Linked DNA regions of Homo sapiens: region 1 is linked to region 2. Evidence: read pairs that join two places in POLR2A ChIA-PET (ENCODE). Cell type or tissue: A673. All regions are shown on one strand. Each heading gives the region's core, and the rest is flanking DNA. Links, peaks and the distances in the headings are about the cores only.

Region 1 (16,795 bases), core at 4,760-12,759, 330 kb after region 2:
TAACATCCCAAGGTTACTGATAAATAGTGAAGATGGGCCCCAGGGCCACTACTCCAGATATGCTAAGTGCATACTTCGTGACACATTGAAAGTTCTTTAACAAATCTTAGCTATTATTGAGTCATGGTATGTTCTGTTATGTATAGCAGCAAGTGAAATAAAAATACTTAGCCCAAATATTTATTTATTTATTTATTGAGATGGAGTTTCGCTCTGTTGCCCAGGCTGGAGTGCAGTGGTGCAATCTTGGTTTACTGCAACCTCTGCCTCCCGGGTTCAAGCAATTCTCCTGTCTCAGCCTCCCGAGTAGCTGGGATTACAGGCACCTGCCACTGCGCCCGGCTAATTTTGTATTTTTAGTAGAAAGGGTTTCACCATGTTGGTCAGGCTGTTCTTGAACTCCTGACCTCAGGTGATCCACCCGCCTCGGCCTCCCAAAGCACTGGGATTACAGGCATGAGCCACCACGCCCAGCCTTAGCCCAAATATTTAAAAGCCAAATTAACACCAACTTTTGCTAGATTTCAGTGAATTAACAGAGATGTGTGATTACACACATATCTCTCATATAATTAAATGGATTTCATACTTGACAACATATATTCAAATATGTAGAGTACCTACCATGTGCCAGGTAGTATCCTGGACATTAGGAATACAGAGATGAAAAAAACACAGTCCAAGCCCTCAAAAAATTAACAGTCTCTAAAGTCCGCATAGGTTTTTACATGTCTGTGTATGAGTGTGACCAAGTGCCAGTATCTTGATAACTGGGAGAAAACAGTGGCATTTGAATTACACAAAAATATGATCTTAGTATTTAATATCCTAGGTATTCTCATAACTAGATAGAACATTTCTTTTATATATACCTTGAGATGATGAGCTGTTGTATATAATTTTCCACATCCATCATATTCACATCGAAATGCCTTCTCTCCACTCTGTTGAGATTTAGCAGTTACTCTTGTAGCATGTCCTTGTAAAACAATCTAAATAAAACAAATAGTATTACTTAAATTACTTAAGCCAGGCACAGTGGCTCATGCCAGTAATCTTAGCACATGGGGAGGCAGAGGTAGGCGGATCATTTGAGCCCAGGAGTTCAAGAGCAGCCTGGGCAACATGACAAAACCCTGTCTCTATACAACAAAATATTACAAAGTTAGCCAGGTGTAGTGGTGCATCTGTGGTTCCCAGGTACTTGGGAAGCTGAGATGGGAGGATCACCTGAGCCCGGGGAGGTCAAGGCTGCAGTGAGCTGTGATTGTACCATTGCACTCCAGCCTGGGTGGTGGCAGAGTGAGACCTGTCTCAATCAATCAATCAATCAATAATACAGAAATAAAACAGATAAATTATGATTTTCAGAATTAAAAAGACAAAACTGTTATGTGGGTTTCCAATCTCAGGTCATCACTTTATTAGGACTCTTTCAGCCTGAGTCGGTCAGGTTAATTCCATTGCATGGTTGAAGTCAGTGACTCTGAAAGTACAGTAGTCAAAAGGACAGTCACAGAAATACACAGCTGGAGCTCACAGATCTATTCCTACTCTAGAAAAACAACCTAAGTAGCATCTTCACTGGATGCAGGTATTCCTTAATATACTCAAGTGATCCATCTACCTGCCTTTTTTTAGAACCTGTGTCCCAAAAACAATGTCAAAAGTGTTTTCAATTTCAAAAGCAATGAGAAAGGGGTAGGTCATTTCAGTCACCTAAAGGAAACATTACAATCCATATGATACTACTACTCTGTACTTATATTCACTAGAAGATCATTTTTCTGGGATGTAATAACATAAAAATCCAAATGCTGATTTTTAAAGGCTTTTTAAAATAGAAATTAAGGTATCATAAAAATGGAAGAATGACTTTCTACTCTGTGAGCCATGTGGTGACAGTGTTGCAACATCCTATCTCTGCAGACTGTCACACATGGCATATAATTCTGGGTAATGACCTACTACAATTACACACATCCCAGAACGGTAAAGGCAGAGAAAGGAGGAGTTACAGAGGCTAGAATAATGGTGGGGGAGTTGAGAAGTACCCTGCATTAGATGACAAGAATATAGAAAGACTTTGACTTTTCCTTGTAATATAAATCAACTAAAAAACAAGCAGTAGAGATCTCAGTGTAATTGTTAAATTACAAGCTATTTATTTTGTCATCCCCATACTGTATGTTCATTAAATGTTGCAGACCATAATTTTCTGAATAAAGGTAGATCTGTTGATAAAATATTTGTATAAAAGTATGCATAGGCCAGGCGCAGTGGCTCACACCTGTAATCCCAGAACTTTGTGAGGCCGAGGCGGGCGGGTCACAAGGTCAAGAGATCGAGACCATCCTGGCTAACATGGTGAAACCTCATCTCTACTAAAAATACAAAAATTAGCTGGGCATGGTGGTGCGCGTGCCTATAGTCTCAGTTACTCGGGAGGCTGAGGCAGGAGAATCGCTTGAACCTGGGAGGCGGAGGTTACAGAGAGCCGAGATCATGCCACGGCACTCCAGCCTGGAGACAGAGTGAGAATCCGTCTCAAAAAAAAAAAAAAAAAGTAGGCATAATTCCCAATGGGCAAAAAGAAAATGTTTATTATAGACTGAAAAGTGCCTATACAAAGAATAATATAATTCCACATTTTTTCTGGCTAGAAAATTCCATCTCCCTACTTCCATGAGGCCTGTTGTCATCATTCCAAACACAGATGATTCTTCAATTCCTCAGCAAACCTGTGATATATAGCTTATATCACTGGTGTGAAACTTTAATCAACTGTCTTGTTGTAAAGACATTTATGTTTCCTTTTCTTCCCTATTAGTCTATCAGCTACTTGAAGTCAAGAACTGTGTCTTATATGCCTTCATAACTCACAGTGCTAGGTTCACCCTGAAAATGTCACAAGATTTATAAAAGGATTCATACCACTAAAATATATGAACAGAATTACAAGAAATTTTTCTTTTCAGGGGTATTTTTAAAGTTCTAAAATTAAGATTGTGATAATTGTTCAATTTTTTCAATTTACTAAAAACCACTCAGCTGTACACTCTAAATGGGTAAATTTAAAGTGTGTAGGCTGTGCCAGGCGTGGTGGCTCAGACCTGTAATCTCAGCACTTTGGGAGGCCAAGGTGGGTGGATCACCTGAGGTCAAGTTCAAGACCAGCCTGACAAACACAGTGAAACCCTGTCTCTACTAAAAATACAAAATTAGGGCTGGGTGCAGTGGCTCATGACTGTAATCCCAGCACTCTGGGAGGCCAAGGTGGGTGGATCCACCTGAGGACGGAAGTTCGAGACCCGTCTTGCCAACACAGCGAAACCCTGTCTCTACTAAAAATTATAAAAATTAGCCAGGCGCTGTGGCATGTGCTTGTGATTCCAGCTACTAGGGAGGCTGCGGCAGGAGAATTGCTTGAACCCGGGAGGCAGAAGAAGCAGTGAGCCAAGATCACGCCACTGCACTCCAGCCTGGGAAACAGAGCAAGACTCCGTCTCAAAAAAAAAAAAAAAAAAAAAAATTAGCCAGGTGTGGTGGCGAATGCCTGTAATCCCAGCTACTTGGGAGGCAGGAGAATCACTTGAACACAGGAGGCAGAGGTTGCAGTGAGCCAAGATTGTGCCATTGCACTCCAGCCTGGGCAATAAGAGCAAAACTCCATTTTAAACAAACAAATAAATAAATAAATAGTATGTAGGCTGGGCACAGTGGCTCAAGCCTATAATCCCAGCACTTTTGGAGGCCAAGGAAGGCAGATCGTTTGAGATCAGGAGTTCGAGACTAGCCTGGGCAAATGGTGAAACCCCATTTCTACAAAAATGCAAAAACATCAGCTGTGCATGGTGGCACCTGCCTGTAGTTCCAGCTACTCAGAGGACTGAGGTGAGAGGATCGCGCGAGTCCAGGAGGTTAGGCTGCAGCGAGCTGTATTTGTGCCACTGCAACGCATCCTGGGTGACAGAGTGAGACACCTGTCTTTTTTTTTTTTGAGACGGAGTCTCACTCTGTTCCCCAGGCTGGAGTGAGGTGGTGCGATCTCCGCTCACTGTAGCTCCGCCTCCCAAGTTCATGCCATTCTCCTGCCTCAGCCTCCTGAGTAGCTGGGACTAGAGGCGCCCGCCACCATGCCGGGCTAATTTTTTTGTGTGTTTTTAGTAGAGACGGGGTTTCACCGTGTTAGCCAGGATGGTCTTGAACTCCTGACCTCGTGATCCGCCTGCCTCGGCCTCCCAAAGTGCAGGGATTACAGGTGTGAGCCACCGCGCCCAGCCGACACCTGTCTTAATAAACAAAAAAGTAATACAGAAATAAAATAGAAAAAATTACAGTGACAAAGCAAGACCCTGTCTCAAAAACTTAAAAAAAAAAAAGTATGTAAAATGTATCTTTTTCTTGTTTCATTTTAAGAGACTGGAGTCTTGCTATGTTGTCCACACTAGACTCAAGTTCTTGGGTTCAAGGAATCCTCCGTCTCAGCTTCCTGAATAGCTGGGACTACAGGCATGTACCACTGTGCCCAGCTAGTATGTGAAATATATCTTAATAAAACTATAAGAAATGGGAATCAAATATTATTAGAACAAAATTTTCTTAGGCCAAGTGCAGTGGTTCATGCCTACAATTCCAACACTTTAGGAGGCCAAGGTGGGAGGATCGCGTGAGCCCAGGAGTTTGAGACCAGCATGGGAAACATGGGGGGAACCCCATCTCTGCAAAAGATAAAAAAATAGCTGAGTGTGGTGGTATGTACTTGTGGTCCCAGCTACTTGGGAGGCTGAGGTGGGAGGATCACCTGAGCCTGGGAGGTCAAGGCTGCAGTAAGCTATGATCGCCCCACTGCACTCCAGCTTGGGCATCAGAATGAGATCCTGTCTCAAAAAGATCAGTTTCTGTTTATTGCTCATGAAAACAGAAGAGCCTCTATGAACCCTTTAAAAATCAACTATTATTTTAATAACTTCATTTTTTTTTCATGTATTATAACAGCAACACATGTACTCTGGAGGAGTCTGGATACCATAGTGAAGAACAAAAAGTTCTACCAGGCACGGCAGCTCACGTCTGTAATCCCAGCACTTTTGAGAGATTGAAGCAGGTGGATCACTTGAGCCCAGGAGTTGGAAACCAGCCTGGGCAACATGGCAAAACCCCATCTCTACAAAAAAAATATAAAAATTAGCTGGGCATGGTGGTACGTGCCTGTCATCCCAGGCTGTCATCAAGCAGGAGGACTGCTTGAACCCAGGAGGTTGAGGCTGCAGTGAGCCAAGATTGTGCCACTGCCACCCAGCCTGGGTAACAAATGAGACCCTGTCTCAAAAAAAAAAAAAAGCAAAAAAAAAAAAAAAAGCTTAAGTGTGTTATAATTCCACCATCCAGGGAAAATCACTGTTAACTTCTTGGTCTACTTCCATTCAGTATTTTTTATTTTTATTTAATTTAGAGACAGGGTCTCACTCTGTCACTCAGGCTATAGTACAGTCGCACAATCACAGCTCACTGCACCCTCCAACTCCTGGGCTCAAGTGATCCTCTTGCCTCAGCCTCCCACGTAGTTAGGACAACAGGTGAGTACCACCACACTCAGCTTGTTTTTAAAAAAAAAATTGTAGAAATGGAGTCTTGTCATGTTGTCTAGGCTGGTCTTGAATTCCTGGCCTCAAGCAATCCTCCTGCCTCAGCCTCCCAAAGTGTTTGGATTACAGGTGTGAGCCACCATGCCCAGCCCAGTGTTTTTTAAATACATATACAAGTGTAGAGTTTTATTTTAGTAGAATTGGCATCAAGCTTTATATGATTTGTAAAGGCAGATTTCAATTGAAGACTCCAAATTAAGAGAAAAGGACTCTTCTTCCTATTCTCTTCCCCTCCTTTCTAACAGCACTATGAAATGAAAGTGCTTACCAGCTTTCCACATCTGCCAAACTAAGCCCAGCTGCTCACACCTTCAGACTAGGTAGCGGCAGCAAATAACTCCAGAGAGACTCATATCTGAATCTTTTCTGTTATTCTATTGCTTCCTCCTAGGCCAATTTATTAGGAGCTTCGATTCTGGTATGAAACATATACCAGGAATTTGGCATCTAATTTAGTTAAGCCAACGAAACAATGTTGAATTCCTAACCAATGATGAGTATTGGACATTTTTTCCAAAAATGTACTTGTTTTTGCTCCCATTCTTAATGTCTATAGTGGAGACTTTAAGAACTTAGGGTAGTAAAATAAGGGTCAGAAAATTCAGTTTAGGGAGAACTACTGAGGTCTCTGAATGTGTGCCTGTGGGGTGGGGACATGGGTGACAACAGCAAGGTTTCTTATTTCTAAGCCAGCTGAAGTCACTAGCATTTGGCATGCTAAGAGAATTATAAGTAAGGGCAGTGTCCAACAGAATTATTTCCACTAGTATCTAATTACTCAAAACAGACCTCTCTTAAAGGCATTCTCACAAAGTACAGTAGGATGAATACCTGTACAAACACCCAACTAACAAAAGGAACCTCTGGAAAGAAAACTACAAAAATAGCAATGACCTACAGTATACAGTAGTTGGAAAAATAAAAGGCCAGGGAGACACAGTCAAAAAGCCATTCTGGCTTTTACCTCAATGCATAGAGTATTTGGGTGTGATAGGATTCCCTCCCCTTGTATTGGAAATGTTTCCTTGCAAAGATCTTTATCTCCAATCTAGGCTAACATTTACCTTCTCAATTCCCAAATAAATCTTTTTTTTTTCTATTTGGAACCTGCTTTGCACTACTACCTTCTTATTCTATTTCCAATTAACTACCCTTTATACCTATCCCTCCATCATAACTCCCTACCACTTCCTATCACAACATTCTAAAATAATAAATATTTAATAAATGATTGGCAAAATACCTACTTTCTAAAATGATAAATAAAATACTGTTCCTGCCTTTGTAGGGCTCTCAGTCTAGCTAGTAAAACTGTGCTATTAATGAAGGATTATAATAGAATATAATAATTGTTATCACAGGAGTCTATGAAAAGATCTAACAGGGCAAAATGCAAAAGTAGGGAGATGTAGGTTAGGGCAAGCTGTCTAGGGGTGAAATTTGAAGACTGAAGAAGAGGACTGGGGAGTGCTGTCTAGGCAGAAGGAATAGTATGGTCAAAGGTTTGGAGTGTTATCTAGAAGAAGTGGAAACAACATGAGAGTATTATGTTTACATAATAGAATGAGTTTCATGAAAATGAAAGTGTAGGACCAAGTTTGTGAAAAGCAATAAATACTACCCTGAACAGCAAGCCTAGACAATGAAAGCCAAAGGAAGGTATTAAAATATTTTAAGTAAGGGACAAGCCAAGATCACCTCTGTGTTTTATTCTAATTAGTTAATTAATTAATTTTTTTCAAGACAGGGTCTCGTTCTGTTGCCCACAATGGAGTGCAGTGGTGCAATCTCAGGTCACTGTAACCTCCGCCTCACAAGTTGAAGCAATTCTTGTGTCTCAGCCTCCCCAACGGCTGGGACTACAGGTATGTGCCACCATGCCTGGCTATCTGCGTTTTAGAAAGAGAACTACAGTAATAGCGGGGAACAGACTGAAAAGACAAATGAGGTAGGGAGCCCAAAAGAAGTTTGTATAATCATAAATATGCAGGAAAGAAGTCATAAAAACAAACCTAGGATAATGACTGTGGAATAGAAAGCAATAGCTGATTCTACAGATGTTTTAGGGGAAAAAATGGACAGAATCCAAAACTCAAAAGCTAAATTAAAAGACCAAAACTATAACAGGTATTTCAGGGTTATGCAGCATGAGATATGTGCAGTCTCTGTCAAAGAAACAGCAATCTGATATGTCATCACAAGTGAAAACTCTCAAGGGCAATTTTGAAGCTAACACCAGTGAAATACTAATCAGCTTCTAAAAACCATGTATAGAAAATGACTTCACTGGTATTTAAACTTAATGTATGTTCTGAGAATTAAGACATAACCTTGGCCGGGCGTGGTGGCTCACACAGTGGCTCCCAGCACTCTGGGAGGCCGAGGCAGGCGGATCATGAGGTCAGGAGATCGAGACCATCCTGGCTAACACGGTGAAACCCCATCTCTACTAAAAATACAAAAAATTAGCCAGGTGTGGTGGTGGGCGCCTGTAGTCCCAGCTACTCAGGATGCTGAGGCAGGAGAAGCATGAACCCGGGAGGCGGAGCTTGCAGTGAGCTGAGATCATGCCCCTGCACTCCAGCCTGGGCAATAGAGCGAGACTCCGTCTCAAAACAAACAAACAAACAAAAAGACATAACCTTAGCTCTGCCATAAACTCACCATGTAACGTTGTGCAAGATACATAGGGCCTATCTGCCTGTCTATAAAGGACATACTGTGGCCAGGTGCTGTGGCTCACGCCTGTAATCTCAGCACTTTGGGAGGCCAAGGCAGGCAGATCACTTGAGGTCAGGAGTTCGAGACCAGCCTGGCCAACATGGTGACACCCCATCTCTATTAAAAATACAAAAATTAGCCAGGCGTGGTAGCAGGCACCTGTATTCCCAGCTACTCGGGAGGCTGAGGCAGGAGAATTGCTTGAACCTGGGAGGTGGAGGTAGCAGTGAGCCAAGATCACGCCATTGCACTCCAGCCTGGGTGACAAGAGTGAAACTCCGTCTCAAAAAAAAAAAAAAAGGGCCAGGTGCAGTGGCTCACGCCTGTAATCCCAGCACTTTGGGAGGCTGAGGCAGGTGGATCACGAGGTCAGGAGATCAAGACCATCCTGGCTAACACAGTGAAACCCTATCTCTATTAAAAATACAAAAAATTAGCCAGGCGTGGTGGCGGGTGCCTGTAGTCCCAGCTACTCGGGAGGCTGAGGAAGGAGAATCGCTTGAACCCGGGTGGCAAAGGCTGCAGTGAGCCGAGATTACACCACTGCACTCCAGCCTGGGTGACAGAGTGAGACTCTGTCTCAGGGAAAAAAAAACAAAACAAAACACATTGTTCTAAGTCAATAATGTTTTTTCTTTTCTGAAGGAGTCAAACGTCTTTCGCAGATAAAATCTTACATGGCATTCTACTGTGTAAAACACACAGAAAAAGGAACTGGAGCTGCTGGCCTTGGCAGATGAGGGTGGATCAGAGATCTGCTAGTCCCTGACAGGATTCCTGATACCTCAAAAAACAGGGCTTTTATATATATATAATATATATAATATATTATATATATAATATATATAATATATATTATATATATAATATATTATATATATTATATATATAATATATTATATATAATATATATATAATATATATATAATATAATTAGCGCCTAGGACCATTATATTCTAAGGAGGTGCAAATTCCAGAGGTAGATACAAGACTGGAGCTAAGATTAAATTCCAAGGTGACCTCATAATAAAGAGGCTAACTGACATTTATTGAGCAGTTGCATTTATGTGATGCACTGTGGTGGCTGCTTTACGTACACTGTCTAATTGGCCCCCATGGCTATCCAATGAATTCAATATCAACTATGATTTACAAATAGAAAAAATGAGACTCAGAGGGGCTTAGTAATGTAACTTGCCCATGGTCAAAAGCTGGGAAGTGAGATTTGAAGGAGTTTGGCTCTAGAGCTCAAGCTATTAACCAACCAGGTTTCAGGATGCTGTAGTCCAGTGGAACCTAACTGGCAGAGCTTCTGTAATTATAGAGTGAGAGACTCAGTAGGGTTGAGGATAAACATTGCATTGTATTGTCTGGTTTAGTACTTATAATCCCATTTACTGTAACGGCCTAATGCACATGGCAGCTATAACTTACAATCTGGTGTTTGTTAACTTGTATGATGTAAATAATCTATATTCTTGGGGGAGGATAAAATAAAAACAACTTGAATTTTTAAAAATGTATTCTCTTTGAAGAAAGGAAACAATCCTAGAAGTGTGGCACCAGAGGAATTTTTAAAGAACCATGAGACACATCAGCACTGCCAGGAAGATTAAGAAACAAAAACAAGGCCAGGCACGGTGGCTCCTGCCTATAATCTTTGGGAGGCCAAGCCAGGTGGATCACTTGAGGGCAGGAGTTCAGACCAGCCTGGCCAACATGGCAAAACCTTGTCTCTACTAAAAATACAAAAACTAGCTGGGCATGGTGGTATAAGCCTGTAATTCCAGCTACTTGGGAGGCTGAGGCATGAGAATCACTTGAATCTGGGAGGCAGAGGTTGCAATGAGCCAAGATTGTGCCACTGTACTCCAGCCTGGGTGACATAGCGAGACTTCTCAAAAAAAAAAAAAAAAAAAAAGAGAGAGAGAAAAAAACAACAACAAAGCAGATTTCTAACAATAATTACTATCAGGCAGTAGATCCCTCACTTTTTATTTTTACTAATCTATACTATTTGGATTTTCTAAACATAAACATGATTACTTTTATATTTAAAAATATGTAAAATAGATACGTAGAGTAAGATTACGGGTCATTTTGGGTTTTCTTCTTTGTACTTTACCTGAATTAAAAAAAACACTAAAAATATTATCTTAAAAAATCTTTGGCGGCCGGGCGCGGTGGGTCACGCCTGTAATCCTAGCACTTTGGAAGGCCGAGGCAGGCAGATCACGAGGTCAGGAGATGGAGACCATCCTGGCTAACACAGTGAAACCCTGTCTCTACTAAAAATACAAAAAATTAGCCGGGCGTGGTGGCGGGCGCCTGTAGTCCCAGCTATGCAGGAGGCTGAAGCAGGAGAATGGCGTGAACCCGGGAGGTGGAGCTTGCAGTGAGCCAAGATCGCGCCACTGCACTCCAGCCTGGGCGACAGAGCTAGACTCCGTCTCAAAAAAAAAAAAAAATCTTTGGCCAGGTGCGGTGGCTCACGCCTGTAATCCTAGTGCTTTGGGAGGCTGAGGTGGGTGGATCACTGGAGGTCAGGAGTTCAACTGGGAGGTGGAGGTTACAGTGAGCCAAGATCAGGCCATTGCACTTCAGCTTGGGCGACAGAGTGAGACTCCATCTCAAAAAACAAAAAATAAACAAAAAAAAAAAAACACCAAACTTTTGCCCCTAAGATAACCATGGATCTAATTAATACCTTTCTTTTAGAGGTAGAAAAAAAGAGACTTAGAAAAGCAAGGTTCAGGCTGGGCACGGTGACTCACGCCTGAAATCCCAGCACTTTGGGAGGCCGAGGCAGGTGGATCACTTGAGGTCAGGAGTTTGTGATCAGCCTGGCCAACAAGGTGAAATATAAAAAACATTTTTTTAAATATTTCTTTAACAAAAATATAAAAAATTAGCCGGGCATGGTGGCACGCTCCTGTGATACCAGCTACTCAGGAGGCTGAGGCAGGTGAATCAGTTAAACCCAGGAGGCAGTGGCTGCAGTGAGCTGAGATCAGGCCACTGCACTCCAGCCTGGGCAACAAAGCAAGACCCTGTCTCAAAAAACAAAAACCACAAAAAACCAAGTACTAGGTTCTCAACCTTAAATACGGTAATTAATCATTTTAGAGAATGGTGAAGTCATGAACTTCTGATCCAGCACTAATGAAGAGAAATATAATAAGTCACAAGTGCAAGCCACATATGTGATTAAAAATTTACTGAGCTGGGTGTGGTGGCTCACGCCTGTAATCCCAGCACTTTGGGAGGCTGAGGCGGGCGGATCACGAGGTCAAGAGATTCAGACCATCCTAGCCAACATGGTGAAACCCCCTCTCTACTGAAAATACAAACGTCAGCTGTGCATGGTAGCATGTGCCTGTAGTCCCAGCTACTCGTGAGGCTGAAGCAGGAGAATCCGCTGAACCCAGGAGACGGAGGTCACAGTGAGCTGAGATCATGCCACTGCACTCCAGCCTGGTGACAGAGTGAGACTCCATCTCAAAAAAAAAAAAAAAAAAGAATTCCGGCCGGGCAAATTGGTTCACACCTATAATCCCAGGACTTTGGAATGTCAAGGCAGGAGGATAACTTGAACCAACACTGCACCATTGCACTCCAGCCTAAGCGACAGAGCAAGACTCAGTCTCAAAAAATAAATAAATAAATAAAATAGGGGTCAGGCATGGTGGCTCACACCTGTGGTCCCAGCACTTTGGGAGGCCAAGTGGGCGGATCACAATGTCAGGAGTTCGAGACCAGCCTGGCCAGCATGGTAAAACCCTGTCTCTACTAAAAATACAAAAAATTAGACAGGCACGGTGGCATGTGCCTGCAGTCTCAGCTACTCGGGAGGCTGAGCAGGAGAACTGCTTGAACTGAGCAGGTGGAGGTTGTAGTGAGCTGAGATCGCGCCACTGCACTCCAGTCTGGGTGACAGAGCGAGATGCCGTCTCCAAAAAAAAAAAAAAAAAAAAAAAAAAGGCATGTTGGCTCACACCTGTAATCCCAGCATTTTCAGAGGCTGAGGTGGGTTGATCACTGGAGGTCAGGAGTTCGAGACCAACCTGGTCAACATGACGAAACCTCATCTCTACTAAAAATACAAAAATTAGCTGGGTGTGGTGGTGCATGCCTGTAATCCCAGCTATTCGGGAGGCTGAGGCAAGAGAATCATTTGAACCCAGCAGGTGGAGGTTGCAGTCAGCCAAAATCACATCACTGCACTCCACCCTGGGCAAGAGAGTAAGACTCCATCTCAAAATACATAAATAAATATAATAATAAAATAAAACAAAAAATCTCTAGTAACCAATTGAAAAAAATTAAAAGAAACAGGTGAAATTAATAGTAATTATTTTGTTTAACACAATATGTCCAAAATATCATTTCAACGTTATCAATATAAGAAATTATTGATATTTTACATTATTTTTATCGTACTATGTCTTCAAAATCCACTTACAGCACATCTCAATTTGGACTAGTCATATTTCAAGTGCTTAACAGCCACATATGGCTAGTGGCAACCGTATTGGACATTGCAGATCTAGTCTGTAAGGAAGAGGTACAAAAGGCAAAGGAGAAAAAAGCTACAGTAAAAAAAAAAAAAAAAGAATCCCATTCAGTAGTCTTCTATTTGTCTACTGGTACCAATACCAAATGGTAATATGTCTACAGATAAAGAGTAATGGGATTTTTTGGCCGGGTGCGCTGGCTCACGCCTATAATCCCAGCACTATGGGAGGCCGAGGTGGGCGGATCATGAGGTCAGGAGATCGAGACCATCCTGGCTAACACAGTGAAACCCCATCTGTACTAAAAATACAAAAAATTAGCCAGGCATGGTGGCGGGCACCTGTAGTCCCAGCTACTCCAGACGCTGAGGCAGGAGAATGGCGTGAACCCGGGAGACGGAGCTTACAGTGAGCCGAGATCGAGCCACTGCACTCCAGCCTGGGCGACAGAGCGAGACACCGTCTTAAAAAAAAAAAAGAGTTGGGGCCGGGTACAGTAGCTCACGCCTGTAATCCCAGCACTTTGGGAAGCCAAGGCAGGCAGATCATGAGGTCAGGAGATCGAGACCATCCTGGCTAACATGGTGAAACCCTGCCTCTACTAAAAATACAAAAAATTAGCCGGGCGTGGTGGCGGGCGCCTGTAGTCCCAGCTACTCGGGAGGCTGAGGCAGGAGAATGGCGTGAACCCGGGAGGCAGAGCTTGCAGTGAGCCAAGATCGAGCCACTGCACTCCAGCCTGGGCGACAGAGTGAGACTCCACCTCAAAAAAAAAAAAAAGAGTAATGGGTTTTTTTAATGACATTTTGCCTCAGCAGTTCTGAATTCCTAGTTACGTTTTGAGTTCTGAAATTTTTTTTTTTTTTTTTGAGACAGTCTCACTCTGTTGCCCAGGCTGGGGTGCAGTGGCACAATCTTGGCTCATTGCAACCCCCACCTCCCAGGTTCAAGCGATTCTCCTGCCTCAGCTTCCCAAGTAGCTGGGATTATAGGCGCACACCACCACACCCAACTAATTCTTGTATTTTTAGTAGAGATGGGGTTTTGCCATGTTGGCCAGGTTGGTCTCAGACTCCTGACCTCAGGTGATCCACCTGCCTCGGCCTCCCAAAGTGCTAGGATTACAGGCGTGAGTCACTGGACCCAGCCTACAACTGCTTTTCTTTAAAATATTCTATTATTTTAAAATGTACTTGTCAGTTACCAATAAGACAGAGAACTTATTGGGCCACTCCAACACTCCAAGCCACTGACCTATAACTCCCGCACATATTTACCCTGTGTTTGCATCTTAGTAGAGGTTGACTTAGGTGGATTTGACATAGAACTGTATAAAAAATACTGAAGTCTCATTTTTTGGGAGGTGGGGGAGAACAGGGTCTTGCTCTGTTGCTTAGGCTGGAGTGCAGTGGCACAATCAGCTCACTATAACTTCAAACCACGGGCTCAAGGGATCCTCCTGCCCTCGCCTCCCAAACAGCTGTGACTACAAATGTGTGCCACCATGCCTTGCTAATTTTGTAATTTTTTGTAGAGATGGAGTCTCACTTTGTTGCCCGGGCTGGTCTCAAACTTCTGGGTTCAAGCAATCTTCCCACCTCAGCCTCTCAAAGTATTGTGATTACAGGTGTGAGCCACCACACCTGCCTTAAAGTCTCATTTCATTCACAAAATATGAATATGAATTGAGACCTGAAAATTTTGCTACGAATCACACAGCATCAAAGCTGATGGGCTTAGTGAACTGAAAACTGTGTTTATTCTATTGCCACTTTGTAGCATCACTTCAGCTGGTAAACAGAAATATTGGCTATTCAGCAACGCGTAGAAGCATAATATTTCTTTTTCTTTTTTCTTTTTTTTTTTTTTGAGACAGTTTCGTTCTTGTTGCCCAGGCTGGAGTGCAACAGCGCGATCTTGGCTCACTGCAACCTCTGCCTCCTGGGTTCAAGCGATTCTCCTGCCTCAGCCTCCTGAGTAGCTAGGATTATAGGCACTAGCCACCACACCTGGCTAATTTTTTGTATTTTTAGTAGAGGCAGGGTTTCACCATGTTGGCCAAGTTGGTCTCAAACTCCTGACCTCAAGTCATCCATCCGCCTCAGCCTCCCAAAGTGCTGGGATTACAGGCATGAGCCACCACGCCCGGCCAGAACCATATTTCTACAAGTGATTTCAGTGATTCCTGTTATTTTATCACTTACTATTAATATAAATGTAAAATCTTCTTGATAACCCCTAACAGTATCACTCAATGTCACTAAGTGGTCATGTTAATGCTCAAGGTTATAAATGTGACCCTGAGTAGTAACTTTAGGAGTTAAATATAATAAAACTCTGAAGAATGAAAAAAAAACTACTATAAAGGAACAGTCAACAAAATATTAGAGAAAATTGCTGAGAAAATAAAGAGCAGCATTAAAGCAGGAATGTACTACAATGATTATACAAGCTCCAAGCATACCCTCCACACGAACATCCCAACACAAAAACAATTCTTGAATAACATAAGTTTTGAATTTTTGATTGTAGGAGATATGCAAGAATGCACCTGGGACTACTTTGTACTTACTACAAAACTTTTAGAAGCACTGGTGCTCTGGGCTGTTACTTAGGTAAGGGGCAGCCAATGACTGGACCCAGGGTGAACATTTGAACCACGGGAAGCCAGCCCACAGGCCACCTGCAGACCAGGAAGCAGTCTGGTAGAAAAAGTATAAACAGCTTTGTCCAAGATTAACTAGGCTGGACTCTCCCTTCAGAAGTTGAAAAGGAAAATATGGAGGGAATCAGCTGGAAGAAGAAGAAATTTAAAAATACAAAAAGCAAAGCAGTGAGGATTATTTAGAAAGAGTCATGATGAAGTCCCAGAAAAAGTATCCACAAATTGCCATGCCATGGGTGGGGGCAGTCAGGAAGTCACCTGGTCTCCACAACTGCCTTGTCCAGAAAACTGCCTTGGAATCCAGCACACAAGCTTCACCTGGATTTCTGTGATACTTCCATTTCTTTAGCATCATTTTGCATCCACCAATGAACACTGGGACCTCAGGCAGTTTGAGAAAGCTGCTGCCCAATACATACATTGTTTTTCTGAACTGGTGAGATTTTCCTAGAGAGGTAGTGAGTTACCTATTCTTGCTTTCATCCACAGAAGGGCACAGAAATGCTAAGCTAGATTTTTATATTAAAAAGTAGCTTTACATACCTGCATTTTTTTCTCTTGCTCATTTTCTCCAATCATTCCAGTACCTGCTACACTTTCACTTCCATCAATGGACACCTATAGGAATAAAATAAAGCTTTAAAATGTTTTACATTTTGATAATGGTTTAGGCTGGTTAAGTACATGGTTCAGGGAGAAGCTTGCAAAAAAAAAGAAAAAGAAAAAAAAGTACATGGGGCTTCATTATCATTTATTTTTGTGTATATTTGAAAATTTCCATAATAGGCTGGGCATGGTGGCTCATGCCAGTAATCCTAGCACTTTGGGAGGCTGAGGCAGGAGGATCATCTGAGCCCAGGAGTTCAAGACCAGCCTGGACAAAAGAGCAAGACCCTGTCTCTATTTATTTTGTTTGTAAAGAAAAAAAAAAAGAAAATGTCCCTAACAAAAGTGAAATAAAACCTTTTAAGTTATATGAGAGATACATGTTCAATGCAGGGGAAAAAAAAAATCAGCTCTTTTGATATAAAACTTGAGACTTTACTTTTCCTAATCTATAGTTCCTACTTCTTAATTCATAAGCAGTTCCATTTACACTTTATTATTTCTTTTATAGCCCTTCATCCTCGTATATCTTTCGGTGAATTACCTGCCACTCATTTCTCTTCTATAAGTCTTTACTCCATTCCCTTTTTTTTTCCAATCTTTCCACACTTCACTTAAGATAAATGCTGATCTCTTTGATA
Region 2 (16,795 bases), core at 3,264-11,263:
AAGCAGTCCTCCCACCTGGGCTTCCCAAAGTGCTGGGATTACAGGCGTGAGAAAGCACCTGGCCCCAGATATCTCAACTGTGAAGTCCCACTGTCTCACAATGGAGTCACAGAATCTTAGACTCTTCCTCTCACCCCCATATAATGATGAATTCCCTTAAAAAGATACTAAGTAGGCCGGGCACGGTGGCTCACGCCTATAATCCCAGCACTTTGGGAGGCTGAGGCAAGCAGATCACCTGAGGTCAGGAATTCCAGACCAGCCTGGCCAACATGGTGAAACCCTGTCTCTACTAAAAATACTAAAATTAGCCAGGCGTGGTGGTGCACACCTGTAGTCTCAGCTACTCAGGAGGCTGAGACAGGAGAATCAGTTGAACCCGGGAGGCAGAGGTTGCATAGACCGGGAGGCAGAGGTTGCATAGAGCCAAGATCGCACCATTGCTGGGCAACAAGAGCAAAATGAGCCGAGATCACTCCAGCCTGGGCAACAAGAGCAAAACTCCATCTCAAAAAATAAACAAAAGTGTGTGTGTATATATATACATACACACACACACATACACACACACACACACACATATATATATATATATATACACACCACACACTAAGTAAGTAATCTTGTTTCTGCTTGAACATCATCAGTAATGGGAAACTCATTTCTTCCCCAAAATAATCCCTTACATTTGTGAGCAACTCTATGTGTTGCTTTCTCATATTGACCACCACTTTTACATATTGGCCCTAGCTCTATCCTCTGAGGTTAGAAAGTAAGTGTACTCTCCCACACGTAAAACCCTTCAGGAAAAACTCTTGTCAGGCTTGCTTTCTACAAAATTCACTTTTTACAAAATTCACTTTTTTCCCTTTTGAAAACCATACACATCTTGGTCCTTTGGATACTTTCTTTTCCTGCCTTTAGTTAACTCTGAATATCCCCAGTTGAAATGGTTGTAGTCCACTCACCATCCTTATCACTCTGAACACTCCACAGAATTGAACCCAGCACTCTAGGTGTTCTCACAGCCTAAAACTGCATTAGCTATGGGCAGCCCCATCACTAGGTTAACCCATGTGGAGATTAATATCATTTGAAATCCCTGTCTGCTTCACATGTGCTATTGTTCTTAAAAATACACTGGCCTTGATGGTTGCTTTTTGGACCCACTAGCAGTGTTACAACTAGGAAATTTCATGTTTTGGGGTGTGGACTGGTATTTTAGACCTTTGGACCCTGATTCTGTCTACCAGTGCATTTGCTGTTTTCAAGCCTTTTGTCATCCATACATTTGATCATTGTTCTCATGTGATTCTTCGTTTAAAAAAATGTTGAACAAGCCAGAGCTAAGGACAAAGACCTACAGCAAAATAATATAAACCCCTCTGAAGAAAAAGATCAGTCTGTTCATCTATACTGGTTATGAGTCTTCCCACTAAAACTCACCAGGCCCATATTTCTAAATCTCTGTCAATCGTTTTAATCCACTATTTGCCAGTCTTTCAAACAATTCACTGCATCACCAAGGGTTTTATGGTTATTTTGCTGTGACTTATTATACGAATCAGTGCTTTTTTTTAAAAGTAACTATGAATAGTCCATTGATACTCCATTCCTAGAATTTGGTTCAGAATCAACATAAAGATTCTACTTTACAAAATTCACTTTTTTCCCTTTTGAAAACCGTACACATCTCCTAGTGGTCATACTGGTTTTTTGGATACTTTCTTTTCCTGCCTCGTCAGAACTTTCTGTAATTGCAGGATTTCCTAAGAGCTTTCAACCTCCTTGAGTCATCTTTCCAATGAGTGTGTCAGGCCTTGAAGTCGTTGTATTGGTTTCCTAGGGCTACCGTAACAAAGTGCCACAAATTGGGTGGCTTAAACAACTATTGTCTCACAGTTCTGGAAGCTGGAAGTCCAAGATCAGGGTGTCAGGGAGTTGGTTCCTTCTGAGGGCTGTGAGGAGGAATCTGTTCCATGCCTTTCTCCTAGCTTCTGGAGGTTTGCTGGCCATCTTTGGCATTGCTTGGCTTCTGGAAGCATTACCTAAATCTCTGCCCTCATCTTCACATGGCATTCTCCCTCTGTGTCTGGCTCCAAATTTCTCCTTTTATAAGTACACCAGTCATATTGAATTAGGGGCCCATTCTACTCCAGTATGACCTCATCTTAACTAATGATATATATTCTGAGGCACTGGGGGTTGGGATTTAATATAAATTTTGGGAGGGGGACACATTTCAACCCATTACAGCCATATATATCATTTTTCTGAATTTTTAGAGTACTATTATTTTAAAGTTTAAGATACACGCTTCGTTCTTCTCATCATTTCTTTCTCAGTGAATTTGAACTAAAAGATGGTACAGTGATTTTTTTCCTAAGGTTCCTAGTATTTCAGTTGCTAAGCACTCTTGTCAGAATTTGGTTCGAGATTGCATTTCCCCTTACTGCTTTATTTACCATATGAAAGTTTACATTGTCAGCAAGGAAAGTCAGTAATTTTTCCACTCAACTTTTAGACAGTGCAACTTTCAGCAGATGTCTAGTTAATTGAAACCCTCCCACCCCACAACCTGATCTTGTATTTTGCCATTGTACACGTCACCATGTTATCCATTCCAACATTTGGCCAGGTGGCCTATAATATAAATTGTAGCTGCACAGTTGTCTCCTCCTATTATGTTGGTACTCAAGGTTCATAGATTTTCAACAATCTTTTTCTTTTTTTCTTTTTTTTTTTTTTTTGAGATGGAGTCTCGCTCTGTCACCAGGCTGGAGTGCAGTGGAGCGATCTTGATCTTGGCTCACTGCAACCTCAGACTCCCTGGTTCAAGCAATTCTCCTGCCTCAGCCTCCCGAGTAGCTGGGATTACAGGCACGTGCCACCGTGCCCAGCTAATTTTTGTATTTTTAGTAGAGATGGGGTTTCACCACGTTGGCCAGGATGATCTCGATCTCCTGACCTCGTGATTCACCCACCTCAGCCTCCCAAATTGCTGGGATTACAGGTGTGAGCCACTGCACCCGGCCTTAACAATCTTTTTCAACTACACTATCTTCTTTTTTAACACTGGCCTCCAACTCTTGGCTTCTTTTATACAAGGGAATTCCCAGTAGTGGTTATATTCTTATGACTCCATTCTTTGCTAATCCTAAAGGCACCCAGAAGGCTGTATTTACCTTTTCAGATTAAAATCTCCTATTTAACTTATGACCACTATGTGCATATCTGAGGCTATAAATATTATTTCTGACACCCTTCTCAAATACTTTCTGCTGAAAATTACTGTGAATTTGGCTTGTTTCCTTATGACAGTTTTTTACTCCTAACCAGGTGCTTGTCATTATGGTATCTTAAGCTAAAATCCAGAAACGCAAATCTCATTCTTTTACTCCATCTCTTAACTCTTCACTCCTAAAGCCTCCAAAACCTTGTGAAGTCCCAGTGATAAACTGGACAAAGAGATACTGCTGTTTCCTGACACCTTCAACATTCTCTGTGATCTCTAGAGCTGCTTTCTGTGTTTCTTCTGATAGTGTCATTCCTTCTCAAAGTAGGACGAATGAACTGAGGCAAGCAAGTTAAGGGTCTCAAAAGATTCTCTGTTATGTGAACATACCAGGCAGACACACATTTAGACTGGCCAGGGCAAGACTAGGTATAAACATGCCCATGCCTTGCAAGTAATTCATTTCCTTGTACCGACTCACAGTACAGAGTCTCTTCATTCTTCCAGAGTTAGATACCACTGTGAGAGGAGCCTCCTATCATTTAATTCTTCTTCTTCTTTTTTTTTTTTTTTACCCTAACCCCTAGTTCTTCTTCCTAGCCTTTTTCTTTTTGCTCCCCTATTTTCACAATTTTTTTCATTCTTTTCATTGTCGTACAGTCTTAGTTCCAAGTTTTCTTATGTTATTTCCACTGTGTGTCTCTCCTGGTCTGATGAGCCAGGGTTAAAATTGACCTTCACCTCTTTTTCAGTCAGGGTGATCACTTTGCATTCAGCATGCATGTTGGTGAGTTCCTAATACAAGGGCTGCATCCTTTTTTACCTAAGAATCATTTTAAAAGCAAGAAGTGAATAGATCACATTGTTTTTCATTTAAAATTAAAGTAGCATTTAAGCCCAATGGGGAAACACATATACTTACAACTTGGATAAATTTCTTTGTTGAGTAGAAAAATGCCTTGAGAAAATTAGTACTGCCTCTCAAATACCAAAATATAATAGCTGGGTATATTTGAGAAGTAGCCACTTGGAGGCAGCTTTTTAATTTTTCATCCTTTACATTTTAAGTTTTTCTCCATGTATTATTTTATTCTTGAAATAACCTCCAGGATATGTATTTAAAGAGGCCCAGGGAGATTAAGTGACTTGGCCAAGGCTGCATAGCAAATATTAGTATAACTGGGACTAGAATTAGTTCAGTGTTGCATCGTATCAGTGCAGATATATTTACTGAATACATCTAGTGTCTCATGCACTGGGCCAGGTATAAGATCACAGTGATCAATAAGGCCCCACATGTGACCTAAGCATCTCTTTTCCCTCTCCCCTTTCGTCAGAACAGAGTAGAGGAAATAACACCAGTGCTTAGGAAACACTAGTTCTCTGAACAGTAACGCATTCCTATGGGGAAAATGAACTGTGTCATATCTTCCCTGAAGCAGTCCCCTTAGCCGGTTCTTACTGATTGGGTCCAAGGTCACATGGTTCCTCAGGAAACAATACATTAAGAGTTTAGTGGCCGGGTGCGGTGGCTCACGCCTGTAATCCCAGCACTTTGGGAGGCCGAGGCGGGCGGATCACGTGGTCAGGAGATCGAGACCATCCTGGCTAACACAGTGAAACCCTGTCTCTACTAAAAATACAAAAAATTAGCCGGGCGTGGTGGCGGGCGCCTGTAGTCCCAGCTATGCGGGAGGCTGAGGCAGGAGAATGGCTTGAACCCGGGAGGCGGAGCTTGCAGTGAGCCAGGATCGCGCCACTGCACTCCAGCCTGGGTGACAGAGCGAGACTCCGTCTCAAAAAAAAAAAAAAAAAAAAGAGTTTAGTTACATTCTAATTCAAACCATAGTCCCACTACTTACTGTGTGATTAAGCAAATTAGGAAACCTCTTAATTCTCAGTGTCTTCATCTTTAAAAAATAATATAGACTTTTAAGGTAGTTATGAGGAATAAATTAAATAGTATATGTAAAACATTTAACTTAGTAACTAGCCCATAGTAGCATTTTAATAGATGTTAGTTGTCATTATTATTATAGTTATTGTTATCATTGCCATTGCCTAATACTCTGCTGAAATGGGAAGAAAGTCGACATTTGCATTTAAATTGCTTTGAGCCTTACTGATCTAAGGCAAGAGATAGAAGGCATATGCCCTAGGTTTAGCCAGTGACTTTCAAACTTGTTTGATCATGACTCGCAGTAAGAAATGTATTTTATATTTATATGTATATATACCCATTCATTTTATATCACAATTCAGGTAGTACTAAGGCACATGCAAAATGTATAATGTATACACTAAAACAAAAGTTCTGTGAAACAATATTCATCCGTACCACATGCAGTGCTCATTAGTATTTTCAACTGTAATGTTTAATTTTGAAAAAAATACTGATTTGACCTATTAGAGTGATTTCCCAAGCCACTAAGGAGGATCCTGCAGCTTGGAAAAACACAGCTTGAGACGTTTTGCTGGTGTTAAGTGCCCAGGACATCTAGAAATCATTCAGGAAATCTAAGTAGACCTCACCACCAACAACCAATGCGGTAGTCTAATTCCTTTGGTTAAAATGACTTCCAGATGGGATTAGAATTCTCAAAGCTCCCTGCTGGCCCCATATCAGTACTGGCCATTTTATCATTGCGGATTTTCTACTAATTGGCCAAAACTTGGCAGTTTTTCATTGATGAGCCTCTGTTTGGGGGAGTCCTTAATATTTTTTGTTTAATACCCCCTTTTCACTCTTTCAGTGCAAATAATTGGGTTGAAGATACAATAATGAGTCAGAACAGCTCACAATGTATTGGTTTGCAAAAAGTAAATAATCAACAAATTCTTTGAGTGCCTGTATTTCAGGCTCTCAGCATGGATACGAGAATAAACATGATTAGGTGCCTGCCCTCACAAGCACATGTAAACCAAAAAGTACCTGAGACAGGTCTCAATAAATTCAGAAGTTTATTTTGCCAAGGTTAAGGACTCGCCCTGGAGAAAGGTCTGTGCCTTTCTCCAACAATGATTTTGAGGGCTTTAATATTTAAACGAGAAAGAGGGAGGGTATAGTAATCCACATGTTGCAAGAAAAAAGGAGCAGGTAGGGGAATAGTCAATTATGTATTCATCTGTAAGGTAAAGTGAACATACCAGTAGCTACCTGTGGATAAGTTTAACCTTTTAACTGTAGCTGTTTGTTTAGGAACAAAAGGAAAAGCAGCGTCTTGTTATGTCTCACCTTTCAGCCTAATTTTTTCCTTTTGACGTAGTGAACTGGAGTCCTGAGTTTTTATTTTCCTTTCACACACACAATCTTGTAGAGTGAAAGAATATACAGATAATCGACACAATGTGATCAAAGTTCAAATAGAGCTCCTCAGCTTGGGAGCAGTCAGGAATGCCTTTAAGAGGTGCTAATATTGTATCTGGATCTTAAGGGTTAAGTAGGAATGTGTCAGGTAAGGAAATGGGGGAAATCATTCCAGGCAGTAAGACTAGCATAAGAAAGTGTGATGTGTTAAGGGAACAGTATCTCAGAATCAGGAACTACTCAAGCATCACTGTCATCATCTTAGTGTCCCATATTCAATAGGAAAGTTCAAAATTTTGGCAGAAAGGAGAGCAGTCAGCCAACACAGAGGAGGCCACACAGTGTGCCTTGGCCATGTCCCAAGCCTTCGTTCCATCTTGCAGTCACATTCTCTGTCTGTCATCAGCCAGCACCTCTGCAGCCCTTACTTTCTGGCTTCCTTTGGCCACCAGAGCCATCAGTGCCCTTCATTTTCTGCTTCCAAAGGAGTGAAGTGGGAGTGAAAACTCACTTGTAATGATTTTTGTTATGTCATATGTTATACACTTTTGCATTTTATAACTTAATACTACTATTAAAGATTGTAATCCTGAATAAATATAAAATCATTTCTTCTAATTGACTTGAGCAATTTGTTTGCTTGGAAAGTGCTAAAACTGCTCACAATTTTTGGTTTGCCATCATCATAAACCCCTTTCTGTTGGAAAAAAATATATTACTCAAATTACAAAACTATTATCTCTAATACTGCCTGTCATTTTGGTGCAAGTAGGGATTTTAAGAGAAGTCATTACTTCAGTCATCACAAGCTGTATTATTAGTGATATTGGGTATTGTCACAGGATTATGAATTTTTGCTGCTCGTAACTAATTATGGAAAATAAATATAATTTCCAAATGAAAAGAGAAGAAGGAAGATAGCGTGGCAATGCTTAATGCTCTACTGCAAAAACATGCCCTTAGTTATTCCAAATGGTTGCTAGAGCTTCATTGTTTCCTGGTGTGATGACCTTGCTCAAAGAACAAACGTGTTGTACAACATGCAGCATTCGCCATTCTCCTTCAATATGAGGACCAATGTATTCCTAACATTCACCCATACACACCCCAAATTCCTTAATTTTATTATAAAAATTTGTTTCTGACTGAATGACAATCTTCAAAAGCTTCTTCCATTTGGTATAATTTTTTAGTGGCACCTTCTGCTGTGTGCTGTCCATTTCATTGTGCTTATAGTATTTATAAACAGGTGCTGAAATTTCATTTAACAGGTACTCAATACATCTTTTTTTTGTGACTGTGCAGCTTTTTGTTTGTTAATTAAATCTTCTACTTTTATTATATTTACATTTTTCCCCTGCTAATTTTAAAAATTAAATAGCCTATTCTTCTCTTACTCAATCTGCTCTGACATTTGCTGCTATATACATTTTATTTCTCTTTCTGTCTTTAATCTTACCTACCAGTGCATGGGTACAGAGATAAATGTTTTACTCAGTCAAATCCCAAATCTTCAGCTAAGGGAAGAGTCCATAATCAAGGTACTGTATTATGTGTCCTGATATATCACTCTTTTAAACCATCTTCATGTGAAACTACATATGTTACAAGTAATTTTTTTGCATTTGTAAAATTATATCCTTTATTCTCATCTGCATTCTGAATTTCCTCTGATTCCATTTACAAAAAAATTAATAATTGCCATAATGTCTAAGAAAACCTCGTAAACTACGTAGAAAGATTCATGCAGCCGGGTGTGGTGGCTCGCACCTGTAATCCCAGCACTTTGGGAGGCTGAGGCGGGCGGATCACCTGAGGTCGGGAGTTCAAGACCAGCCTGACCAAGATGGTGAAACCCCATCTCTACTAAAAATACAAAAATTAGCCGGGCGTGGTGGTGTGCACCTGTAATCCCAGCTACTCGGGAGGCTAAGGCAGGAGAATCACTTGAACCCAGGAGGCAGAGGCTGTGGTGAGCCGAGATCACGCCATTGCACTCCAGCCTGGGCAACAAGAGTGAAACTCCATCTCAAAGAAAGATTCGTGCATGTGAAGCTGAAATGACCAATAAAAACTTTTCTTGGGAACTGGTCTCCTGACCCCGTAAATGCTTATAAAGAGAAAGAGAAGCAGATGTGACATCATGGTGACTTCTGGTCACCTAGAAACATGACTTTAATACTAGGAAAAGACTAAAGCTTCTCAAACAGGCTTTCTAGATCTAAAGAAGAAAACCCACTTGAGGGAGGCAGTAGGAAAGTCCTGTATCCCTGTGACCCCATCAATGAGATAAACACCACAGTTCTACAGGCATTTATGAGGGCCTCTTGATTTGAAGGTGATACAGTGCTAGTCAAATTTGAGAATTAGTACATGCCTTTGTGTCTGGATGTTTGATATTTAATAGTCTCACTTGCATATAGAAATCCTTGATTTTTCTAATTAATATAACTAAGGTCATCTTATCTCATTGAGACTCTGCTAGCATTTTAGCTTGCCCTTTCTCTTAGAAGGTATCTGCTTCTGGCTGGGCGTGGTGGCTCATGCCTGTAATCCCAGCACTTTGGGAGGCTGAGGCAGGCAGATCACCTGAGGTCGGGAGTTCGAGACCAGCCTGATCAACATGAAGAAACCCCGTCTCTACTAAAAATACAAAATTAGCCAGGCATGGTGGTGCATGCCTGTAATCCCAGCTACTCAGGAGGCTGAGGCAGGAGAATCGCTTGAACCCAGGAGGTGGAGGTTGTGATGTGCTGAGATCACGCCATTGCACACCAGCCTAGGCAACAAGAGCGAAACTCTGTCTCAAAAAAAATAAAATAAAGATATAGGCTTCTGACTGTACATTTTATTCATTTATTTTATTTTATTTTAGAGACAGTGTCTTACTCTGTTGCCCAGTATGTAGCGCAGTGGCGCTATCTTGGCTCACTGCAACCTCCACCTCCAGCGGTCAAGTGATCCTCCCATTTCAGCCTCCCAATACAGGTGTCTTTTTGTAGTTTTTTTTTTTTTTTTTTTTTTTTTGGTAGAGACGGGGTTTCACCATGTTGCCCAGGCTGGTTTCAAACTCCTGGGCTCAAGCGATCTGCCCACCTTGGCCTCCCAAAGTGCTAGTATTACAGGCATGAGGCACTGTGCCCATTACTAAACTTATAATTCTCATTCTTCATGGATACTGAAAAATATAATATAATCTTGTTTAGAATTACATCGTTTTGGCATGATATACAAATATTAATTCCAAATCCAGCTTCAGATTTTAGTAGACTTATGAAGTTTCTATTTCATATCTTTAAATGTCATGTTAAATTGACCAAATAAGCAGAAGAATGTTCCTTACTTTTTTCATGAAGCCCTGAGAAATTGCATAACTCAGCATTTGCCTTCCTAGACTTTATTAGTACCTCCTGCCAGCATGTTTTGTTTTCAGTATCAATGTACTGTTTCTGCTTAAGATCTTAGTATTTACTTTTAAATCCTGAATTTACATCAAAATATAAAATAGGATTGATTTGGGGGATTTGCTAGGTCATTCTGAGGCTAAGATTGTGTGATTTTGAAATGCTATATTGGATAATGTTTATGTTACAGAAGTAGCAAATGACCATATGACTTACGGTTTTTAGATTAATCAGCTTGCTATGACCTCTAAAACTGTAGCTCCAGAGCATGCACCTTTTTCCTTAGTTAGTGGCATTCCCACATTAGATTATCTCACTCCACGACTTTGGCTTTTGTGAAGGTGTGTGGGCAAGTCTTCGCTCTAGCACTCGCTTGATCAGCTCTCCAACATCCTTCATTGATGTTGGCGCCCGGCTGGCAGGCAAGGATCACTCGGCCTCCTTCAGTAACAGCAGCTACCTACAAAACCAGCTCTTGAAACGGCAAGCAGCCCTTTACATATTTGGTGAAAAGTCGCAACTAAGGGTAAGATTTCTTTTTTCTCACTTAGAAACTTTATGGATACGCTAGGGCTGTTGATAAAACCTGTATCACAAACCAGCTTTGCTAGAATTTTTTTTACAGCATGATTCTTAACCTGGAGTTAATAATCTCAAAAAATTTAGCTCTCCTTTTGTATTTATTTATATATATTAATTTTTATATCAATACATGTATATACATATGCATATTTATTAGCCATGAAAATAAATATTTATTCATAATAGTAAAAAATCAACATAAACATCAGGAAGCGTACATACATACAAAAAAAAGGAATAAGGCTTCATCAGGCTGTGTTTTCAACAGCCTTGATTCAGTTTCCACAGGAATCTGCCCATGGCAAAACAGATAGTTTTGTTATGGTAAACCTAAAGCAGGCTACAGAAACATAGAAGAATGGAGAGAGGAAGACTGTGGTACCATGTATGGAGGCAAGGCAAGGCCAAGTCTAGGTTTTCTGAGTAACACTTGTTAAAACTTCGCAAAGCTATATAGAAAGAGACACATGTCCTAAGATGTGTCAGAAAATTCAAAATACTAGATGCTAATCAACTTTATTCTTACTGTTAAATTGTTGCGCTAAAGAGCTTCACCATGCTGAGGGCCCATAAATTGTAAAGATGGTCTTTTCCTCCAAAAGCAACAACAATTCCTTGAATTTAATGTTTTGCAAGTCACACATTACAAAATAAATTTCATTACTACCAGTAGGTATATAGGACATGAAAGTTATCTGTTAACTCAGAAATCTCAACGTTTAATCCAGTGCTCCAGTTGGCACTGGACAACCTAGACAGACCTCTGGCTGAACCGTGGAGCAGAAACTGTGAGCAGGGTGCCATTAGCAAGATCCCACATGCTTGGCCCTTAAGATGCCAGTAACTGAGTCATCTCTTCTGGAGCAGGCTAGTGGCTTTGCTAGCTCTTCTCCCACTGCCTGGACTGCTGCAACCACTTAGTCACTAACCTTTAGGGTAGAGGGCATAAAACTGCTGGGTAATGCTCAAGTTTTAAATCTGCATATGTGTCTTCTGATACAGTAGATAATTTTATATCCAAAAAATAGAACCCTTTTCTACAGCAATCCAGGGTTGCTGGTGCCAGTGTCTTTTCCAGAGCACAGACTTTCCATGCTTCAGCACAACACTTACTCGTGATCCGAATCACTCTCCGAGGTTTAGCTCCTTAATACTCCCCTCTGCCATTCTCTTTGCACATAATTTCTCAGATTAGCTATGTGATCATACGTATTTGAGTAAGAAAGAGTTGGGATGCTGCCTTTTTCCTTCCCTCTCTTCCTCCTGCCCTCTTTTTCTTTCTGTCTGCCCTTCCTCAATAAAATATTATTATTATATTTTTTTTAAGTTTTTGAGATGGAGTCTCACTCTGTCGCTAGGCTGGAATGCAGTAGCATGATCTCGGCTCACTGCAACCTCCACCTCCCAGGTTCAAGCAATTCTGCCCCAGTCTCCTGAGTAGCTGAGATTACAGGCACGCGTCACCACGCCCAGCTTTTTTTTTTTTTTTTTTTTTTTTTTTTAGTTTTAGTAGAGATGGGGTTTCACCACGTTGGCCATGATGGTCTCCATCTCTTGACCTTGTGATCCACCCGCCCTGGCCTCCCAAAGTGCTGGGATTACAGGCGTGAGCCACTACACCCGGACAAGTATTATTATTTTTAAAAATGTAATCCCACCATTCTGGCACAATAGTTGTCAGCTATTCTATATATTCCATTCAGGTTTTATCTTTTATTCAATTTTGTATGTAGAATATGGCTCTGTATCTGTCTGATATGTGCCACATTCTAGCTTGCACAATGCCATCCAGTTACAATTCCATACCTTTTTCTCCCAACAAAGAAACATGAAAGCCAATAAATTACAGTGACTTATTCTGAAAATAATCTTGAATTTGGCCTTTACCTAGGTAAATTCACATACTTTAATACTTTATTATTAGGAACAAATTCCTTACAACCTAATGGAGTGTCTCAATACTTTGGTTAGTAACTCCTGGTTTATAAGATAAGCATACCTAGCTCATGTATAGTTGGGAAATAGGAATCTACCTTTCCTGAAAAGTAAACTATGTTTTGTCTATTATAAGTTTTTAAAAATAATAGAAAGGAACTCATGTATATCGCTAGGTTATTTATCTGAAGCCTTAACATTATGTTTCCATGTCATATAGTCTTCATAACTATTTTAGTCACTATTCATCCCATGTTGTTGGATGTTTAGGTTTCTTTATCTTCTGTATATAAAATTACAGTCACAATTCCAAGCAAATAAGTTATTTTGTTATTTTTTTTAATTGAGATACCATTCCCTGGGGGTTTTTTCCTATTAGATTATTTCCTTAGAATAGCTTCCTTAAAAATAGAATTATTAAGACAAAGGAAAAATTATAAAATACACATAACAAGATTTACCATCTTAACCATTTCTAAGTGTATGACTCAGTATTATTAAGTACATTTATGTTGCTGTGCAACCAATCTCCAGAAAGCAGTTTTAATCTTAGAAAAGCAGATGGTCCAATAGAGTAATTTGGGCACAATGAAAAGAAAGTGGAAACATTTTGAGAAAATTAATTCATTCTTTGGCATGAAAAGTTAGAGGACTTTTAAATCTTCTTCAGAGCTAGGCAACCAGGTTATTAAAATGAAATATACCAGTAGGCCATCAGTATAGCATTCTTTAATTGCAAATGCAACACTCATACCACACACAAAATAAATTCCATAAGGATTAAAGATGTAAATGAGAAAGTACTCAAATAAATATAGGTTGATACATATATTAAGTGAAAAAATATTATCCCAAAGATAGAAATGAACAAAGCCTTTCGTGGTTTTTTTATGTAATTTTTTTTTTTAAGGTGGAGTCTCACTCTGCTGCCCACGCTGGAGTGCAGTGGTGTCATCTCAGCTCACTGCAACCTCCATCTCCGGGGTTCAAGTGATTCTCCTGCCTCAGCCTCCCGAGTAGCTGCGATTACAGGTGCCTGTCACCACGCCTGGCTACTTTTTGTATTTTTAGTAGAGATGGGATTTCACCGTGTTGGCCAGGCTGGTCTTGAACTCCTGACCTCAGGTAATCTGTCTGCCTCAGCCTTCCAGACTGCTGAGATTACAGTCATGAGCCACCGTGCCCGACCATGTAATTTTTTATTATTGACTTTTAAGAAGTAGGACTGGGCGTGGTGGCTCACGCCTGTAATCTCAGCACTTTGGGAGGCCGAGGTGGGCGGATCACAAGGTCAAAAGATTGAGACCATCCTGGGCAACATGGTGAAAGCCCATCTCTACTAAAAATGCAAAAATTAACTGGGTATGGTGGCGCACGACTGTAGTCCCAGCTACTCGGGAGGCTGAGGCAGGAGAATCGCTTGAACCTGGGAAGCGGAGGTTGCAGTCAGTCAAGATCGCACCATTGCGCTCCAGCCTGGGTGACAGAGCAAGACTCCATCCCAAAAAAACAAAAAAATAACCACAATGTTGGTAGTCTTGGGGCAGTAAGAAAGTGATTTCTATTTCTTTCTCAATATTTATCTCTACCTTTTTTCATTTTTATTATGAATATGTTTTACTTGCATAATAAGAAACAAATATGTGCATATCTACAAACTTTAATACACGTACAGTCTGGAACTCCAACAGTGTGTTACCTATCCCTTACCATATACATCTTGGGAAGACTTAGTTTACACTGTTGGAGTAATCATACTGTCCATGTATCATTAGTTTCTCTTTAAACTTCCAGGTTCATGGCCTTATAATTGACTTATATTTGGTATTATGAGCTCCATCAAGTTCCAGTCTACCAGTAGGCTCTTCCAGTTCTCAGAATGAACGCATTCTTAGGCTAAGTAATCTACCTCTAGTAAGGACTAGATTTGCCATTCTGGGCAAACCACTAGCTTGTACTGAATGGCTGTTCCCACCAACACTGACACATTGCTGTACAAGATTGACTTTCTTGACCCATTGGCAGCCTCTGCAGCTATTTGGCCCCAAATAACTTTGTCATTATGCACTGCCCCATTGGAAACATCACTCTTTTACCTATAGCACTTCATCTGCCTAATTCTCTGAATCTTCATCCGCAGAACTTCAAGGTAGAATTTGCTTTAAATTGTGAGTTTGTTCCTGTTGAATTTCATGAAATCCGGCAAGTGAAAGCCAGTTTTAAGAAGCTGATGAGGGCTTGTATCCCAAGCACCATCCCTACTGACTCAGAAGTGACCTTCCTGAAAGCGCTGGGAGATTCTGAGTGGTTCCCACAGGTAATGTCTGAAGCAGCTTCTTTCTTTATAACTCAAAGAAACAGAGGCCCAAGTAGATATACAGAACTGTATTTGAGAAAAAAAATACTTTGTTCCCCTACTCCCCAACATTCTCCTCCTTCATTGTGTGCCATCAGTAAAGGCCTTTCAGACTAAGGAAATCATCTGGTATAGGAGGTGAGGGAGTAGAAGTCTTGATCGCTGGGTTTTTATCTCTGTGTATTTAAAAGTTTGGTATCTATAGGACACTAAGGAGAAAATTATTTTTAGATGGAAATCTTTGATGTAAATTTAATCAGCATGTATTTACAGGGCTCCTGCTCTGTTGTCAATACAGTAAGGATCCAGGGCAGAGGGCAACTTCTGCATGACTCCCAAGAGCTCTCACCTTTCATTTGTCTGCCTATCCCAGGTCTCTAGATTTTAGATCCACCCCACACTACCCACCAAAGGCACACTGGATGCCCCCAAGCCTACCTAAGGCTTGAAAAAAAAACACAGTGTCTATCATCTTTCAGTTCAGTCAACTTTGGGATATTCTTAATTGAACTTTTATTGAGAAATTAAAGGGCCTTGTCTTTAAGCCCCTTTATTTCTTATATTGCCCAGGCTGGTCTTGAACTCCTGGCCTCAAGTAATCCTCCCACCTTGACCTCCCAAAGAGCTGTGATTACAGGCATGAGCTGCCACGCCTGGCCCCCATTATTTGTTATCACCTTGCAGAAATTCCCAGTCCCCTGCCTCCATCTACCTCCAAGCATCCTGCCTCTTGTTTCCCACAGCACATTGGACTAAAAGGCAAAAAAAAAAAAAGGAAATGATGTCAGTACTCAGGGCTGTGACTGTTCTCAAGATACTTAAACCAAAGAGAAATGCCGCCACATAAATATTTGGCTATAAATGTATCATGCTGTGTTCATTATTATTAAGGCAATTTAGGGTGCTTTGCATACCCGTGGAAGGAACTGGTCGATACTCCCTTCTGTCCCCAGGCTATGAGCCCCAGCTCCAAACGGACCCCTCCACCCAACTTATCTATCCATGTTTCTGATACATTCTGTGCTCTACTCTTTGCTAGAAAGTGGACCTGTACCAAAAGATAGGGACTAAAGACAGTGGAAAATAATTGCCCACTTGGGATATTGACATCTTAAAAGTTAACTCTTAAAGCAAATTCTTTTTTTAACTTTTATTTTGTGTTCAGGGGTACATATGTAGGTTTGTTGTATAGGTACATTGCATATCTTGGGAGTTTGGTGTACAGATTATTTCATCACCCAGGTAATAAGCATAGTACCTGATAGGTAGTTTTTCTATCCTCACCCTCCTCTCACCTCCAACCTCAAATACGCCCCAGGCGTCTATTCCTTTCTTTGTGTCCATGTGTACTCAATGTTTAGCTCCCACTTATAAGTGAGAATATGCAGTATTTGGTTTTCCATTCCTGTGTTAGTTTGCTTCAGCTGTGTTACTGCAAAGGACATAAGCTCATTCTTTTTATGGCTGTGTAGTATTCCATGGTGTATATGTACCATATTTTCTTTATCCAGTCTACCGTTGATGGGCATATAGGTTGACTCCATGTCTTTGCTATTGTGAATAGTACAGCACTGAACATGTGTGTGCATGTGACTTTATGGTAGAACAATTTATATTCCTTTGGGTATATACTCAGTAATGGGATTGCTAGGTCAAATGGTAATTCTGTTTTAAGTTATTTGAGAAATCACCAAACTACTTTCTACAATGGCTGAACTAATTTACATTCCCACCAGAAATGTATATACATTCCCTTTTCTCCACAGGCTCGCCAGCATCTGTTATTTTTTGACTTTTTAATAATAGCCATTTCTTAGAACAAATTCTGAGCCCAAAAGAATTCAGGCCTGGTGATAGCTATGTTGTAGAAACAGTTACATGAGGAGCTTCTCATTACTGAGTAGGGCATTTGCCTTATTCCTGTGTTTAAAGTAGCCTAGCTCTGTTTAAGAGATGGGTTTTTTCATTTTTGTTCT

Evidence for each region. ChIA-PET counts read pairs that join two places held together with the same protein. Peaks named below come from ENCODE experiments on the same cell type or tissue, not always from the same donor. Only the 100,000 strongest peaks of a DNase experiment are listed, where the experiment ranks them.
Region 1: POLR2A ChIA-PET joins it to region 2 with 10 read pairs; 2 of 35 experiments call an interaction of 5 or more read pairs at or near these places.

What each region holds. Positions count from the first base shown.
Region 1 is chr11:9,478,843-9,495,637 of GRCh38, reverse strand. It overlaps ZNF143 (zinc finger protein 143), which reads right to left. Exons shown (of 16, transcript NM_003442.6): 7 at 16,092-16,166; 8 at 873-992. Among named protein-coding and RNA genes, the nearest start is that of ZNF143, 26 kb to the right of the region's middle. In A673, for the core only: no CTCF peak of the experiment used is centred there; no DNase peak of the experiment used is centred there; H3K27ac peaks cover 810 bases.
Region 2 is chr11:9,810,517-9,827,311 of GRCh38, reverse strand. SBF2 (SET binding factor 2) reads left to right here. Exons shown (of 40, transcript NM_030962.4): 29 at 10,288-10,472; 30 at 14,604-14,780. LOC124902802 (protein GVQW1-like) reads right to left here and starts at 9,315. Exons shown (of 2, transcript XM_047428003.1): 1 at 9,115-9,315; 2 at 7,338-7,409. The coding sequence starts at 9,315. The coding sequence ends at 7,338. It overlaps SBF2-AS1 (SBF2 antisense RNA 1), which reads right to left. Exons shown (of 3, transcript NR_036485.1): 3 at 15,993-16,795. In A673, for the core only: no CTCF peak of the experiment used is centred there; no DNase peak of the experiment used is centred there.